2 separate regions of the Homo sapiens genome follow, and region 1 is linked to region 2. The links are chromatin contacts, found by Hi-C or POLR2A ChIA-PET in ENCODE. All regions are on one chromosome and are shown on one strand. The core of a region is the stretch at or near the end of the contact, and the rest is flanking DNA. Distances in the headings are between cores, read along the strand shown.

The links. A loop is a pair of places that touch in the nucleus more often than their neighbours do. ChIA-PET counts read pairs that join two places held with the same protein, here RNA polymerase II (POLR2A). Pooled maps may share reads with other maps.
Region 1: a map of naive thymus-derived CD4-positive, alpha-beta T cell shows a loop between it and region 2 (2.7-fold over the local background). The contact joins two enhancer-like sites. A Hi-C loop is called at or near these places in 11 of 168 maps with a recorded cell type or tissue (CD4-positive, alpha-beta memory T cell, IMR-90, MCF 10A and 4 more), 11 of 37 single-sample maps with no recorded cell type and 10 of 50 pooled maps. POLR2A ChIA-PET finds 5 or more read pairs at or near these places in 7 of 52 experiments (AG04449, BJ, CD4-positive, alpha-beta T cell and 4 more).

The regions. Positions count from the first base shown.
Region 1 is chr1:184,825,073-184,829,607 of GRCh38, reverse strand. All of the region lies in intron 6 of NIBAN1 (niban apoptosis regulator 1), which reads left to right. The region is part of intron 1 of LOC107985238 (a long non-coding RNA gene); the gene reads right to left. Among named protein-coding and RNA genes, the nearest start is that of EDEM3, 72 kb to the right of the region's middle. RefSeq lists a silencer at 3,766-3,966. Within about 2 kb of position 1,792, at least 7 of the 41 ENCODE cell types and tissues checked have a DNase peak (open chromatin) inside an H3K27ac peak, as active enhancers do.
Region 2 is chr1:184,864,968-184,869,110 of GRCh38, reverse strand. All of the region lies in intron 5 of NIBAN1 (niban apoptosis regulator 1), which reads left to right. Among named protein-coding and RNA genes, the nearest start is that of NIBAN1, 110 kb to the left of the region's middle. Within about 2 kb of position 1,995, at least 10 of the 41 ENCODE cell types and tissues checked have a DNase peak (open chromatin) inside an H3K27ac peak, as active enhancers do.

The DNA of each region.
Region 1 (4,535 bases), core at 543-3,042, 39 kb after region 2:
TAATCCCAGCTGCTTGGGAGGCTGAGGCAAGGAGAATTGCTTAAACCTGGGAGGCGGAGGTTGCAGTGAGCCAAGATCATGCCACCCTACTCCAGCCCAGGTGACAGTATGAAACTCCATCTCAAAAAAAAAAAAAAAAAAAAGAATATATGTATTTAATAAATCCTTTCTGGGAGTTGAGTTTGAGTTTGTTTTGGCTTCAGGCTGATTATGTGCTAAGTGGTGTAAGTTGGAAGAGAGAGAAATGACTCGTCCCTTGCCATCATGGTGAGGCGAGACACACATAGAAAACATGCAGAAGACAAGGCACATATGTGTGTGGGGTATATGTATATGGGTCTCTATATAGATGGAGATTGTAAAGCATTTGTGCAAGTGGTCATAGTAAGCTCCTAGTTTTGCAGGATAAAAAACATTTTAAGTGGGAAAGCAAAACAAAACAAAAAAAGCAGAAAAGAGATCAGAAATCACTGGAGGTATCAAGTGTCCCACTAAGAAGTTTCACAGGGGCTGGGTGTGGTGGCTCATACCTGTAATCTTAGCACTTTGGAAGGCCAAGTTGGGAGGACTGCTTGAATCCGGGAGTTCGAGATTAGCCTGGGCAACATAGCAAGACCCTATCTCTTCAAAAAGTTTTGTACAAATTAGCTGGGAACAGTGGTATGTGCAGGTAGTCCCAGCTATTTGGGAAACCAAGACAGTAGGATCATTTGAGCCCATGAGGTCAAGGATGCAGTGAGCTGTGATTGTGCCACTACACTGGGCAACAGAGAGACCCTGTCTCAAAAAAAAAAAAAATGGTTTTGCTTCTCTCAGAATTTAAGTGTTTTGGTAAAATAACAGACTAATAAAATGTGAATGCTGGAGGGGCATTTCAGGATTATTTGTCCAGCACCCTACAGGTAAGAGAAAGAACATTCAGAGCAGTTGGCTGAAGTCAGAAAACTAGTCTGTTACAGAAATGCATTTTAAACCGGCTTGGAGAAGCTGGTAAAAGGAAATGGCCTCTAAAGCTTACTGTGTGAGGCCAGGTAAGGATTATAGTTCCCCTCAGACTCTAAGACATGGTGCATAACAGTAAAGCAGTGTCTACCCTAAGACTCATAGAAAAAAGAGGCCAGGGGCCCGGAGAAGCTACCAAGTGGTTAAAGAAAATGGCATAGCATAACTGAGTTTGAGAAAATGACATCTTTTGTTTAAAGTGCTGGGTTTATTTGCATTTTTTCTTCCTGTCTGCTAAGACCTTAATCTTAACCCTGTCCTGAACCCCTCTACCCTAGGGGCCTGCATTCAGACTTCCAGCCTTGCTCCATTACCTTCATAGTAATGACTCACACAGCAAGAATGGAAGGCCCTCATAGCGATGGTTATTTTAGGCAAGTGCTCAGGCAAAGCAACTATCTCAGAATAACTTGCCTGGCAGACTGTTAAGGTGAAAATATTTGTATGCCAGTAAAAACATCAACATATTTTCTACTTGTCAATATAAATATATCAAATGAGATCATGAGGGAAAGGGCTTTGCAACTGTAAAGTATCTCTAGCTATGTGATATATTTATTATTTGCTTTTAAAATACCAAGATGGGCTAGAGAACAGCTCATAATTCCCACAGAACAGTTTCAAGACGGAAAAAAAAAAAAAAAACAAAAAACAAAACTACCCGCATTTTTAGGCCTTGTCCACGTGCTCCAGAGTTGTCTTTTGCTGAAAGATCTTAAGTGTGACTCCTTTTGACTGGATTTTTTCACCCACGGCCACTCAGTAATGCAAGGGGCCTGGACCAGCAGCCTGGTGAGACTGCGGGGCCTGCTTCAGGAAGGAGGGTGGTCTCTCTGGACCCCACACCTTCCTGACAGCTCAGCATCTGAAAGGAAGCACTGTGGTGTGGCCTTCAAGGGGCGATCCCGGGTTTGTTGGTTTTGATCAACCTAGTGACATGCTTAGTTTCTTGTAGGAGTGATAGAATTTTTAAATCTCCAAGTCCTAGCAGTTAAGTATACAAAACACTGCCCTTGCCAACACCCCCCATTAAAAAAAAAAAAAACTGAAGTATTTTTAGGTCACTTATGTTAAAATTCAGTGGATACTGTTCTGAGGGGAAGAGGCTAGGGAATTCCTTCATTATTACAATTTATTTATTAGATTAGCTACTTTCTCTAGAAAAGCCCAAGACCTTAAGACTCTGCTTGTGGAAGGCAGACCATGGTAGGGAATGCCAGAGTGGGCTCTGGGGAGGTGACAGGCAGCACTCGATCAGGGCAGGGTGGGGCTGAAAGTCGGAGGATGAGGATGGTGGTTGGGATGCGATGCACTTGAGCTTCAGCACCCACAGGCTCTGCTGCCCTGTGGCTATTCCCTGAGCCCCACTCCCCCACTGTATTAGTCCGTTTTCATGCTGCTGATAAAGACATAACCGAGACTGGGTAATTTATAAAGAAAAAGGGTTTTAATGGACTCTCAGTTCCATGTTACTGGTGAGGCCTCACAATCATGGAGGAAGGTGAAAGGCGCATCTTACATGGCAGCAGACAAGAGAGAATGAGAGCCAAATGAAAGGGGAAACCCCTTATAAAATCATCAGATCTGGTGAGACTTATTCACTACCACTAGAACAGTATGGGGGAAACAGCCCCTAGGATTCAATTATCTCCCACCAGGTCCCCCACACAACACATGGGAATTATAGGAGCTACAATTCAAGATGAGATTTAGGTGGGGACACAGCCAAACCATATCACCCCCCCGCCACTCGTAACCCACTCCCACCCTCTCTTTTTCCTCGCAGACATATTTCCTTTAATTCCCTAAGTTGTAACATAGAGCCAAATTTCTTGGAACATTGTGTGGGAAAGACTAAACAAAACTATAAGCCCACCCAAATGGAACATTATTTTTCTTTGGCCTTTATATATAGCATTTTCATATTTTCAAACCCATTTCACACTTATGCTAAAATTCTGACCAGTCTCTGCAAAAGGATGAATTGGGACAATTCTTATGACCCTTGAGTTTCATAATGTCAACCCACTGATTTTAAATTCTGGCATTGGTCTCTCTTCCTCTTGGCTCACTCTTCCCATACCACACTTTCGGCAGATGTGTTCCAAACAAGAACTTATCCCATTGAGCAGGGTGGGCTGGTGGATTATTAATTACCCACTGAATCTATTAGGTTGGTGCAAAAGTAATTGCGGTTCTTGCCATTACTTTCAATAATTGTTGGACCTGCTAATTTCCATGGAGTTTTGTGCATGTTAGGTTACTCTTAAACACCACAGAAAATGGTGATTCATCTCTTGACTGCCCCCAGAGAAGGCTGAAGAAAGGTCAAAAACATCCCCACCAGTGAATTACCAGGGCTAGTGGAAACTCTGTCCCCATCATAACTTTTGTCACGCCAGGCAGATCCACTTGGCAGATGACAGGAGCCCCACTTGCTGCCCAGAGCTAAGCACCTTCTCTGCCAGCAACCCACAGGCACAGTGGGACTGGATAGCTCGTCCACCTCCACCCTGAGAGTGTTTCTATTTGCTTCAGTGAAAGCGTTACACCTTGCTGCGACAGAGCCCTGATTAAAGGCAAGATCAAATGAGCTCACGGGCATTTCCACTAGTGACCAGTGACCTCAGAGCAAATCTTCCTTAATTCCCAAAGCATAATTTGAATTTTTATGAGAAGTGAAAGGAGGAGGTCAGTTATTTTGGACAAATATTATTTCAAACTCATAGAACAGATGTTTCAAGTGATTCCCTACTTTTCTGCCTGCTTCCCTTCCTAAAACTGTGCTTCCCCTTTTGTAAATCTTAGTGTGCAGCCTATGATTGCAAGCTGAGCTGTGGGCCTTGAAAGACTCGTGGTGAAAGTGAATCTGAACAGCAAAGCTGCTGCAATTCAGGAGCAGGGGTAAAGAAGGAAGGGCCAGTAGCATGAGTGGATGTGTAGAATACTGCTCAGATTCACAAGAAATAGTTTAATTGAGCCAAGCAAAATTTTAGGAGTGATGTGGGAACACATTTTTTAAAAACACTTGAAAAATTTAGACACTCCCTCCCATATTCTTTTTTTATTTTTTCCTTTTTCTTTGTTTCAGTCCCATTAATTATCTCATACCCTCCCATAAATGTTCCAAATATTTGTTTGTTCCAAAATATTGGTTATTGCCTTCTTTTTCCTTTTTCAAACTGTATCCAGTCTTATTAAAGATGCTTTTTGTAAGCAATCATCGTATATTAGACAGGCCATGAGCAGACAATTGCTAACAGTATACAACAACTTCCAAACTCTCTTCTTCAATGAACCAAAATCAGACAGCTGTATAAAACCCAGTGAAATCTTCATTTGCTTAGACTCTCGATTGCAGTGAGGGTTGACATTTCACATGTAGCATGTTGTTTAACAACTTTTCATGAGCCAATCTTGACTTTCAGGAAATGAAATGAAAATGGCAGAATCATCAGTCTGGAGATCCACAATCTAAAAAAGGAACTGCTGTTGTTTTGAGAGCTGCCCTCTCAATAGGGGTCACTGGAAGG
Region 2 (4,143 bases), core at 746-3,245:
TTGCTTGAATATGCACTGGAATTCCCTGGCCTGGGGTGGGTCCTAAGAATTTGCATTTCTGACATGTTCTCAGGTAATGCTGATGCTGATACTACTGGCCTGGGGACCCTACTTGGAAAGCCACTGTATTAACTCATTTAATCCTCACAGCAGTCCTGTGAGGTAGGCACTATTATTGTCATCATGCCCATTTTATAGACGAGGGTTCTGGGGCAGCTGGTAAGACAGCTGGTGATCAGGACAAGATTTTAAAGCCAAGCAGGCCGACTTCAAGCCCGTGTTCTAAACTACTGTACCATGTGTCTTCTCAGTCAGCAGGTACTTATTAAACGCATACTGTGTGCCCTGTGTTTGACTAGCTGATATTTTTAAAAAAAATCTAATCTCATTCCTTATTCAGGAACAGATGATTTGAGGATACTCACTTCCTACTGAACTTGACATGGATAATTTCTTGATATCTACTTGAGAGGGACATGAGCTGCTACATCAATTGAAACTCAGGTGACAATTGAGATGCAGAAGTTAAGTCTTTTCTCTGCTTTTAAACATGAAGTTGTGCCTTAACCCAAAAGGGTGTTCCTGTGGTAAACTGTGTACTCTATAAATGTTCTCCAAAGCTAGAATTTTCTTGGTTTATGCAAATGTACAGCTGAGAATAATTTTGTGGGATATGTTGCAGGGGTGGGGTTGAAAAATTCATGGTACTTATCTATTACCAGTTCTTTGTGTTTTAAGTACTTAGCCTTTATTTTTTTTTCCTTTCAGCATTTTCTTTTGTTAACTGGATTCCCATACTGGCTGTTGCTGAGGGGGTTGGGGAAGTCCTGATCTGACCTGAATTTTTTAAAACAATTTTTTAGCATTTTCTTTTGGAGACCACAAATCATATTGCAAGTCAACAACGTCTGGGTGTTAGTGGGACATTTCTATTTTAAGAGGCTTAGAAAAGGAGGTAAAAAAGAAGGAAGTTGGAAGTTAGGAAGGAGCAATGAAAGCAAAGCACCCATTTTCACATCTTACCAGACAAAGCCCCTCCCTGCCAAGTTCCTTTCTGGTGGGAGATCAGGGCATGGCTCATGCAATCACCAGCTAAGAAAGGAACTGAGACTTCTCTTCATTTGTTGTTTTTTCCTTCCCCACCTTTCCCTAGAAACTATTAGACTGCCACACTGTCCCGTTGTGTGACACGGGACACTTTAAGTGACGGGGTAGACAAAAGCTGGAACAAAAGAGCCTCTATTAAGGTAAGGGTCTACTGTGTCCAGAACATTGTCTTAGATGCTGGGGGCAAAACAAACCGAAAACACAGTCATTGCTTATAAACCAAACTCAATTTGTAAGGCTATCCCACTCAGTTAACAGAGGAGAGTTTGAGGATGATTTCCTCCTGACTTTCCAGGATAAGTGGAATAAAAGAAATAGAAAATAGATCAGGAACATCATTTTGCCTCATTCCATCTCACTTTAAGTGAACTCGGGCCCAAGCCCAAGTGGTTCTGTTCCAGGAAACACGGTGGGTCAAGCAGGATGTAACCTTATCACACACCTTAGCCATTGTCCTTTCCTTCTTAAATCCCTAGTGAGGAGGATAATAGTTGAAGATATCCTTCTTTTTTTCTTCTCCAGGCTTTAGGATATCAGATTAGGTATTTTCAAGTTGAGAACAAAAAGCCTTACCACAAAGTTGTATTCTCCTTGTGCCAATAATAATGAGTCATTCTTGCTAAGAACATAGGTGGTTTGTATCTTTCTAGTGCTTCTTGTCAGAAGAAGCTTAACATGCACAGAGGGAGATATTTTTCCTGGCACAATAGACCCTAGTCACAAACCACAAAGTTTTGCAATAAGGCTATTCGTTAAGTGAATGCAATATTATAGCTGAGACACTTTTGGGGTGTGTGTGTGTGTGTGTTTGTGTGTAGGGGTGTGTGTGTGTGAGAGAGAGAGAGAGAGAGACCGAGAGAGAGTGTCTGTGTGTGATGGGGGCTATACCTCAGCTTCCTGTTTGGCCTTGCTGATGTCACCGCATTAGTATCGGTACTGCACTTCAGATTTTTGTACAGATGTAAGTCATCATATTTAGTATTTGACTTTAAAATGAATTGGTTTTTGCACATCTGTGCTCATAAATGAATAACAATAGAAGGGGGAAGAAATTTTGAATTTTGATTAGATGAAAGGGGTGCAAAACTTCCACTCTTTCTTTCATAGATACCTTGCAAGCCAAAAGCTTTCTAGAATTGCTAGGTGAAGTTCTAAATATCACTAATTTTGAGATAGGCTGATTGACATTTATGATTGGGTTTGGTCAGGATGAAGGGTAGTGAAATTACCAGCATAGATGAGTGAGTTGCCATTGGTCTAAATTTTGCCATCTCTGGTTTTCTTCTGATTTCTAGTTCCATATTTGGTGGCTTTAAATGAACACAGTACTGTTCTCTTCATACCATGTATATTTTTTACCAGGTCAGGAATCTAAGAAACTTATGATCTAATTTAGATGTCTCTGGAAATGTGAATTTCATAACTTAAGAGAAGGGAACAGATTTGAAATTGAAATATTATTATAGGGAGCTGACAGTTGGGTTAAGTGGATTGTTACACATTATCATCTTAAAATTACATTTCGTGTCTTCTTAACTTTCCTCCAAAGAACACATCCTAGAATTATAACACTATTTTCAATTCCCTCTGCATCTTTCAGCCCTTAGAACTAAATCCTAAGCCAATAGCTCACTTTTGGACTCCTAAATTTGATTTTCTGAAGGCCTTAGGTTAAATGTCATTTCCACCAGAACACCTTTCTTAATCTTTCAGGTAGGTGAAAGCCCCACAATTTTCTTCTATCTGTCCATTCATCTGTCCTTCCTTCTCTCGTACCTGTCCTTACTTCCATCACAGTTCTAATCACATCATGTCATCATTGACTATTTATTTATCTGACTCCTAAAACTAGGAGTTCCTAGAAGCCAAGTCTATGCCCATCTACTATTACATCTCAGCCATTAGTACTGAGTGTAGGGGTGTAGTAAGCACATACTCATTTTTTTTTAACTGAATAAAGGAGCATGGGAAGTAGGTCATCATTTGAAAAAGCATCTGGAAATGATAAGAATAGTTAATAAAGCATTCCGGATTGTTTAGGAGAAAGGTCTATTTTACTTGTTAACAGCAAAGGCAATTTCTTTGGAAGATTTTGCTTTCTTTTTTGACTATCTGTGCAGTTACTTGTTTATTTTTCATTTTCCATCAGCTTTACAACTTTTTTTCTCATGCTCCTCATCGCCTACTATCATTTGTGTTTAAGCCTTCCTTTACATAAAACAGTATTTTTGGCTTATTATTTGGATGATTAATGAAAATCAATCTTAGCAGTTAGATTTCTGACTGAGACTGACCAGACAAAGTGAAATGTGTTGCATGATGCCATTATTTAAGTCACTGTTTTGTTGGCTGTGACCCATTAAGCATCCTTTCTTTTTGTTTAAAAATTATTTTTTTTCAGCTTGTTTTAGATTTGGGGGTACGTGTGCAGATTTGTTACATTGGTATACTGTGTGATGCTGAGGTTTGGGGTATGAATGGTCTCGTTACCCAAGTACTGAGCATAGTATACAATAGTTAGGTTTTTCAACTCTGTACCCTTCCCCCACCTCTATAGTCCCGTGTATTGTTGCCATCTATATGTCCATTGGTACTCAATGTGTGGCTCCCACTTATAAGTGAGAACATGAGGTATTTGGTTTTCTGCTCCTGTGTTAATTTGCTTATAATGGCCTTCAGCTTCCTCCATGTTGCTACAAAGGACATGATTTTGTTCTTTTTTTAATAGCTGTGTAGTATCCCATTGTGTATATATACCACATTTTCTTTGCCCAGCCCACTGTTGATGGGCACCAAGGCTGATTCCAGACTGCTTTCCACAGTGGCTGAACTAACTTACATTCCTATCTACCATGTATAAGCATTCCCTTTTCTCTGCACCTCACCAGCATCTGTTATTTTTTGACTTTTTAGTAATAGCCATTCTGACTGGTGTGAGATGGTATCACATTGTGATTTTGATTTGCATTTCTCTGATGATTAGTGATACTGAGCATTCTTTTTTTTTTTTTTTTTGACCTCTTTAGTTTTATATTG